Linked DNA regions of Homo sapiens: region 2 is linked to region 1. A link is an interaction called in ENCODE POLR2A ChIA-PET data of the cell type or tissue named here. Cell type or tissue: HepG2. All regions are shown on one strand. Each heading gives the region's core, and the rest is flanking DNA. Links, peaks and the distances in the headings are about the cores only. Region 1 has its middle 13 kb from the start of AHCY. Region 2 overlaps ITCH (itchy E3 ubiquitin protein ligase).

The links. ChIA-PET counts read pairs that join two places held together with the same protein. Peaks named below come from ENCODE experiments on the same cell type or tissue, not always from the same donor. Only the 100,000 strongest peaks of a DNase experiment are listed, where the experiment ranks them.
Region 2: POLR2A ChIA-PET joins it to region 1 with 6 read pairs; 27 of 35 experiments call an interaction of 5 or more read pairs at or near these places.

Annotation. Positions count from the first base shown.
Region 1 is chr20:34,313,938-34,318,327 of GRCh38, forward strand. No RefSeq gene overlaps it. Among named protein-coding and RNA genes, the nearest start is that of AHCY, 13 kb to the left of the region's middle. In HepG2, for the core only: no CTCF peak of the experiment used is centred there; DNase peaks (open chromatin) are centred at 744 and 2,460.
Region 2 is chr20:34,369,373-34,373,762 of GRCh38, forward strand. ITCH (itchy E3 ubiquitin protein ligase) reads left to right here. Exons shown (of 25, transcript NM_031483.7): 2 at 22-98. Among named protein-coding and RNA genes, the nearest start is that of ITCH, 8.3 kb to the left of the region's middle. In HepG2, for the core only: no CTCF peak of the experiment used is centred there; no DNase peak of the experiment used is centred there.

The sequences.
Region 1 (4,390 bases), core at 307-4,306:
CCAAGGCAGGTGGATCACTGAAGGTCAGGAGTTCGAGACCAGCCTGGCCAACATGGTGAAACCCGTCTCTACTAAAAATACAAAAATTAGCGGGGCATGCTGGTACACACCTGTAGACCCAGCTACTTACTTAGAAGGCTGAGGCAGGAGAATAGCTTGAACCCAGCGGAAGAGGTCGCCGTGAGCCAAGATCGCACCACTGCACTCCAGCCTGGGCGACACAGCGAGACTCCGTCTCAAACACACACACATGTATATCCACACTCATACACTTCATACATACATTCACACATTCTCAAGTACTCACACATATTCAGACCCTCACCTTTGCACACACTCTGTTAGGTTAGACAAAAATCAGCTCTTTTTATTTTTTAAAAAATTTTTGTAGAGTAAGGGTCTCACTATGTTGCCAATACTGATCTCAAACTCCTGGGCTTAAGCGATCCTCCCACCTTGGCCTCCCAAAGTGCTGGGGTTACAGGCGTGAGCCACCACATCCGGCTAAGATCATCCCTATAACATTGACCTGTGCTTTAACTGCCAGATACCTGGAGCCCAAGATTCAGCTAGTAATCTGAGAGCTGTTTGTGACACCACTCCCTTCCTCTTCCCTTCCATTGATCCCACAAACATTGTTAACTGCCCACTCAGGGCAGGCAACACAGATGACTCAGACCTGGGCCCTGCTCTCAAGGAATTTCCTAGCCAGTGGGGAAAAAAGACTCACCAATGTTCACGACACAGATCATGGATGCCAGGGCAGGTCAGAGCAGAGAGTCCAAGGTGGAGGGAGAGGGTGACTCACTAGGCCTAGGGGCTGTGGAAACCTCTCAGAGGAAGAGGCGTCCACCAAAGTCTTCAAAATGAGTCAGGTAGAGAGAGAACTGTGCAGGTGTGGGAATCACATTTGCAAAGTCATGGCAGAGTAAGAAAGTGGGGACAAAATAGCTGGGCACAGAGGCTCACGCCTGTAATCCCAGCGCTTTGGGAGGCCGAGGCAGGAGGATCACCTGAGGTCAGGAGTTCAAGACCAGCCTGGCCAACATGGCGAAACCCTATCTCTACTAAAAATATGAAAATTAGCCAGGCATGGTGGCGGGCGCCTGTAATCCCAGCTACTTGGGAGGCTGAGGCAGGAGAATCACTTGTATCTGGGAGGTGGAGTTTTTAGTGAGCAGAGATCATGCTACTACACTCCAGCCTGGGCGACAGAGCGAGACTCTGTCTCAAATAAATAAATAAATATAAAAACTGGGGGAGTTTGCATGGAGCCCCATATTTCCAGCTTCTCTTGAGAAAATTATCTAGCAACTAGACTTATGTTGTCATAGCAATGGGTGGGTGAGCTAAATGTTAGCTGCCTTCTTTGAATGATGCATAAGTTCTCGAGGCCAACATATGTCCCCATCCCTGGCCCATATCGGTTGTTGATCCCTGACTTGAAGTTTTCTCAGTGGACCAGGATCATCCCAATGAGCATTGGTTGTCATTAAATAACCTTGGTTCTCATTTGCATAGCACCAACTGAGTCATTTTCCTCTACATTCAATGTCCTCACGTTGCAGGATTCTTGTGTTGCTTATGATTTACCTATCTCCTCCTTTTGTCTTCTTCCTATTGCTGATGTCAGTGAGGCCACCTCACATACCCTGCTCTCTTCCTAATGGAGTTGAACCCATCCAGCCAAAAACAGGAGTAGGATCCACAGGAAGGGGCTACTCCAGGAACCACTAACACTGTCAATTGCCAATTTCCAGGAACTAGGAGGGTTTTCTACCTTATTCCAGAAATACGGGGAAAAGAGGTGTTCTGAGTTAAATGATGGCCCTCCTCCCAAAGGATATGTTCACCTAGAATCTGCAAATGTGACCTTATTTGGAAGAAAAGTCTTTGTGGATGTAATTAAGTTAAGGATTTTGAGTTGAGACAATTCTGGATTAAGGTGTCCCCTAAATCCAGCATCAAGTGTCCTTACAACACAAGGAAAGGGAAGAAGACAGACACAGAGAAGACCACACGGTGAAGACAGAAGCAGATTGAGTGATGCATCTACAAGCCAAGGAAACCTGGGATTGCCAGCAGTCACCAGAAACCAGGATAGAAGCAGGGAACAGACTCTCCTCAGAGCCTCCAGAAGGAACCCACCCTGCCAATGCCTTGATTTTGGACTTCTGGCTTCCAGAACTGTGAGAGAATAAATTTCTGTTGTTGTAAGCCACCAAATGCGTGGTACTTCATAATGGCAGCTCTGGGAGTCTAATACAGATGGAAAGGGGAAGAGAAGATGGGGGAGATAGGTGGGGCGGAAGCCTGATCTTGTGACTCTGGTGACTCAGTTTCCCTTGTCCTGCCTTGGAGGTGGAGAATATGGAGAAGGCTGAAGTGCTAAGGGCAACAGCAAGAGTGGCTCAGGCGGTCATCCCAACCAGCACCCCAGGGCTCCAATGCCTCCCAGGAAATGAGTCATCTTGGAGAGCCATGGGTTTCTTCTCAAATGCCTTTTATTGTAAGCACATGGAGGAAGTGTTCTAAGGCAACAGCTCTTGAGAGGATGGTGGAGTGAGCCTTTAGGGAGGCAAATCAGCCAGGGCTGGCATCCCAAGTTCAGGAGTTCACACCAGGTGCCCATTCCAGGCCTGGGCAGAGGGGCAACCCAAAAGGGGAAGGGGCGATGGGCAGGGAACCGTAGGAGCAGAGAGAAGGAGGAGGGCAGTAGTGAGGCTTCTCAAGAAATAAGAGTTGGATCCTTCGGCCAGTGCTGCCTGTTTCTCCCTTCTCGCACCTCCTCATATTCATAAGCATTTATTCAGTGCCAGGACTGTGTTCACAATTAATATTTCAGTTTCCCCTTCTATAATATATAGAATGCTGAATATGATAGTCCTGAAATGTCTTTTTAGGACATTGTGTGGTTCTAGTTGCCAACCTGGATCTTAAAATGCAAACATTGACAATAACCCCTTAAACTTCAGCTTCAAGGATGGCTCCTCATAGCCTCTGTGTGAGTGGGCAGGGCTGGGATCATCAGACAGTGCATTTTACAGAAGAGAAAACTGAGGGATGAGCACCTGCCTAAAGTACCACAGAGTCAACTGTGGATGAGAGCCTGGGGCCTGGAGAGCTCATGCCCATATAGGGAGATTGCTGTGCCGGTGTTCACTTGCTATGAAGGAGCCCATCATGGGGAGTTGTGGTCTGAGATCCTGGACCTTGGGGGTAAAAGCAGAGGGTCCAGAAAGGGACAAAGATTGGCATCACCTCCCCATCATGGTCTGAGGCTGATTGTGGGTAATTCTCTGCCCTGGCCTCAGTGATTCTTTGCTGCATAACAAACCACCCATATTTATTGGCATAAAACAATTATTTATTTATTTATTTATTTATTTATTATTTTCTGAGACGGAGTCTCGCTCTGTCACCCAAGCTAGAGTGCAGTGGCGCAATGTCAGGTCACTGCAACCTCCGCCTCCCGGGTTTAAGTGATTCTCTGCCTCAGCCTCCCAAGTAGCTGAGATTACTGGTGCCTGGTTCATTTTTGTATTTTTAGTAGGGATGGGGTTTCACCATCTTGGCCAGGCTGGTCTTGAACTCCTGACCTCACGATCCACCTGCCTTGGCCTCCCGAAGTGTTGGGATTACAGGCATGAGCCACCAGGCCTGGCCACAACAATCATTTATTATTCATTTCTTTTGTTTCTTGGGGAGGGAGCATTGATTGGACTCAGCTAGGCCATTCTTGCTCAAGGTCTCTCATATGGCTGCAGTCTGGTGGTGGCTGGGCTGGAGTCAGCTTGAAGATCTCCTGATAGCCAGTTGATGCTGGCTACCTGGGACCTCAGATGGGGCTTCCAGCAAGGATATGATATGTGGATTCTCCATGTGGCCTGGGCTTCCACACAGCATGGTAGCTGGGTTCCAAGGGTTCCAAGGATAAGCATCCTAAGAGAGAGAGCCAGGCATAAGTTGTATCACCATTTATGACCTAGACTTTGAAGTCATGTGGCATCACTTCCATCATATTTAGTTGAGGTAGTCACAAAGCCCCACCCAAGTTCAAGAGAAGGGGCCATACACTATTGTCTTAGTTCATTTATGTTGCTATAAAGGAATACCTGAGGCTTGGTAACTTATCAAGAAAAGTGGTTTTGAAGCAGCCTTGTTGTCTGGGGGGTGATACCTGAGGTTTGTTGTCTCACAGCTGAGGAAATAAAGGACACGGACACACAAAGAGTGAGGTTAAGAGCAGAAGTTTAATAGGCGGAAGAAAGGGAATAGCTTTCTGCTGGAGAGAGGGGTCCCAGAGAAATGGGTTGCCAGATCCATGGTGAAATGCAAGGGAGTTTATAGATGCCTGGTGAGGAGACAGTGTCTGATTTACATAGGGTGT
Region 2 (4,390 bases), core at 84-4,083, 55 kb after region 1:
GGACTCTCCTTCCTTTCTCAGGTACCATGCATTTCACGGTGGCCTTGTGGAGACAACGCCTTAACCCAAGGAAGTGACTCAAACTGTGAGAACTTCAGGTATGGTGTCATCCTGTGAGAGAAATTGGGGGCAAGAGTGATGCAGAGGCCAAGCTCTGGTCTTATACCTGCTGTGAGGAGAGAGCAGTGTTGATGCTAGCTGCATCAGTTGGTTGAACATATAGGCAGCTTCACTTGGTTCTGAAACCCAAAGCTGCCTCTGCAGGGATTAGCCTGTGAGCCACACTGTGCTCTTAATTTGGGTTTTCTGACTTTTCTGTTTTTGTAGATCCCTTATACATATGCATACTTTTTCTATTTGTGTTGTTTTATACACGTTTATCTCTGTATACTATCTAGACATGTGCATGTGTAGGATTAAGAGGTGGGTAATGAAAAAGAAGACAACATGGCCAGGTGCAGTGGCTCATGCCTGTAATTCCAGCACTTTGTGGGGCGAAGGTGGGAGGATCACTTGAACCCAAGAGTTTGGGACCAGCCTGGACAACATGGCGAGACCCTGACTCCACACAAAATAAAAAAAAATCAGCTGGTGTGGTGGCGTGTACCTGTAATCCTAGCTGATTGGGAGGGTGACATGGGAGGATCACTTGAGCCAGGAGGTTGAGGCTGCAGTAAGCCATGATCACGCCACTGCACTCCAGCCTGGGTGACAGAGTGAGACCCTGTCTCGGAAAAAAAAAAAAAAAAAGACAACATGGTTCAGTGCAGAAAGAATAGAGGACTTGGAAAGAAAAGATCTGGGTTCCGATTTGATTTTGCCACTGACAAGCTGTGTGACTTTCGGCGAGTTATTTAATCTTGCCAGACCTCAGTTTATACATCTGTAAAATAGGTAAGTATTGATTCCTGTCTCCATCCCTGGCATTGTTGTGTGGATCAAATAAAATAATACCTATTAAATCTTTAGAAAAGGAAATGAATTCATGACTTAAAATGTTATCTTGGCCAGGCACGGTGGCTCATACCTGTAATCCCAGCACTTTGTTTGGGAGGCCAAGGTGGGCGGATCACTTGAGGTCAGGAGTTTGAAACCAGTCTGGTCAACATGGTGAAACTCCATCTCTACTAAGAATACAAAAATTAGCAGGGTGTGATGTCATGTGCCTGTATTCCCAGTTACTTGGGTGGCTGAGGCAGGAGAATCATTTGAACCCAGGAGGTGGACACTGCAGTAAGCCAAGATCGTGCCACTATACTCCAGCCTGGGCAACAGAGTGAGAGTCTGTCTCAAAAAAAAAAAAAAGAAAAGAAATGTTATCTAGATCCACAAGGTGAGAGAAGTTGAGAGTAGTATTGTGAAGGAAAACATGAGGACAAGACAGATCACTTTAAAAGGTCAGGAGAGAAGGAAGACTACTGGGTAAGAAAAAAAAAGTAGAACATAAAGTTAAGCAGTAAGAGAATAGGGAGTGAATGAAGTTGAGCAGGTGAATTGTTAGATAAGAAAGCTGAGGCTGGGCGCGGTGGCTCACGCCTGTAATTCCAGCACTTTGGGAGGCCGAGGCGGGTGGATCACGAGGTCAGGAGATCGAGACCATCCTGGCTAACAAGGTGAAACCCCGTCTCTACTAAAAGTACAAAAAATTAGCCGGGTGTGGTGGCGGGCGCCTGTAGTCCCAGCTACTCAGGAGGCTGAGGCAGGAGAATGGTGTGAACCTGGGAGGCAGAGCTTGCAGTGAGCCGAGATCACACCACTGCACTCCAGCCTGGGCAACAGAGCCAGACTCCGTCTCAAAAAAAAAAAAAAAAAAACTGAATAGGAAGATACTGGTAAAATAGAACTAAAATATGATCCAGCATTGCCACTTTTGGGTATATATCCAAAGGAAATAAAATCACTTCTTCTTTTTTTTTTTTTTTTTTTTTTTGAGATGGAGCCTTCCCCAGGCTAGAGTGCAATGGCACGATCTTGGCTCACTGCAGCTTCTGCCCCCTGGGTTCAAGTGATTCTCTTGTCTCAGCCTCCTGAGTAGCTGGGACTCGGGAGGCCAGGCGTGCACCCACCACACCTGGCTAATTTTGTATTTTCAGTAGAGACGGGGTTTCACCACATTGGCCAGGCTGCTCTTGAACTCCTGACCTCAGGTGATCTGCCCGCCTCTGCCTCCCAAAGTGCTGGGATTATAGGCGTGAGCCACTGAGCCCGGTCCTGTTCTTTTTTATAATCAAGAGAAAGGAAGGAGATGGTGGAATGATTTGTGATAGCTACTATAAAGCAATTTAAAAAATATTTAAAAGTATTATTAAAGTATTTAAAATATCTTTAAAATATTTCTCAGCATATCCATTTCATCTCAAGCTCACAAAGCAGTTCTTTGTGGAAAGGTATTTGAGCCAACATTCAGGAAACCTGCGTTCTACCATTGGTATTACTGGTCACTTAAATTCTGTGATCTTGGGCAGCTCACTTAAATCTCCCTGGGCCTGGTTTCCTCACTTATCTATTGAATGTTTTGAATATGATTTCTCAGGTTCTTTCCAGCTCACTCTATTATATTCTGTGCTTTATGTGCTAACTCACTGATTTTTCATGGCTTTGTTGACATCACAATATATGACTGATATCAGAAATATCTTATAATAAGGCTTCGGCCGGCCGCGGTGGCTCATCCCTGTAATCCTAGCACTTTGGGAGGCTGAGGCGGGCGGATCACGAGGTCAGAAGATCGAGACCATCCTGACTAACATGGTGAAACCCCGTCTCTACTAAAAATACAAAAATTAGCTGGGCGTGGTGGCGGGCGCCTGTAGTCCCAGCTACTCGGGAGGCTGAGGCAGGAGAATGGTGTGAACCTGGGAGGCGGAGCTTGCAGTGAGCCGAGTTCACGCCACTGCACTCCAGCCTGGGCGACAGAGTGACAGAGGGATACTTTGTCTCAAAAAAAAAAAAAAAAGGCTTCATAATGTCTGATGCTTTATAAATGAGAAACCATGTTATTTTAAGTTCTACTTTTTTTTTTTTTTGAGAGGGAATCTAACTCTGTCACCCAGGCTGGAGTGCAGTGGCGCAATCTCAGCTCACTGCAACCTCCGCCTCTCGGGTTCAAGCAATTCTCCTGCCTCAGCCTCCTGAGTAGCTGGGATTACAGGCACCCGCCACCATGCCTGGCTAATTTTTTGTATTTTTAGTAGAGATGGGGTTTCACCGTGCTAGCCAGGATGGTCTCGATCTCCTGACCTCGTGATCTGCCTGCCTCAGCCTCTCAATGTGCTGGGATTACAGGCATGAGCCACCGTACCCGGCCTTTTAAGTTCTACTTTAAACATTGGCACTGAGAGACCTGTAGGAAACGTAAGTATAGAAAGTTTAAGTTTGTAATATTTGACAAGGATCTGTTGAGCTGCTATTGTGCTAGGTTCCAAGGGGTACTCAAATATAAAACTCCTGGTTTAAGGATTTTGTCAGGAAAACAGACTTCCTTGCCAGTGATTGATTATTATAAAAAGGAAGTTGGTAAATGTTACAAGAGTTTCATTGCATTGCAATTTAAGAAATTAAGTTCAGATTTTTTGGTTCCTTTAACATGATTGAATGTATTCCTTTTTTTTTTTTTTTTGAGACGGAGTTTTTCTCTTGTTGCCGAGGCTGGAGTGCAATGGTGCAATCTCAGCTTACTGCAGCCTCCACCCACTGGGTTCAAGCGATTCTCCTGCCTGAGTCTCCCAAGTAGCTGGGATTATAGGCATGTGCCACCACGCCCAGCTAATTTTGTATTTTTACTAGAGATAGGGTTTCACTGTGTTGGTGAGGCTGATCTTGAACTCCTGACCTCAAATAATCCACCTGCCTCGACCTCCCAAAGTTCTGGATTACAGGCATAAGCCACTGCACCTGGCCAAATGTATTTTTTTTTTTTTTTTGAGGCAGAGTCTTGTTCTCGCCCAGGCTGGAGTGCAGTGGTGTAATCTTGGCTCACTGCAACCTCCGTTTCCTGGGTTCAAGCCATTCTCCTGCCTCAGCCTCCTGGGTAGCTGGGATTACAGGTCCCTGCCACCATGGCCAGCTAATTTTTATATTTTTACTAGAGATGGGGTTTCACCATATTGGCCAGGCTGGTCTCAAACTCCTGACTTCAGGTGATCCGCCTGCCTTGGCCTCCCAAAGTGCTGGAATTATAGGCATTCGGCCTAACATAATTGAATGTATTTTAAGTGCTGCTGTATGCTAGACATTGCAGGGACTTATGGTGAAAAAGCAATCTCTGCCCTCCAGCAACTCGCATTTTTTTTTTCCATGTCTGGAAATTGCTTACCCTAATAGATCTATCCTTCTGTCCCAGAAAAGAGAAGAATTTTAATACTATGTCGTCACTTACAGGTTAAGAATT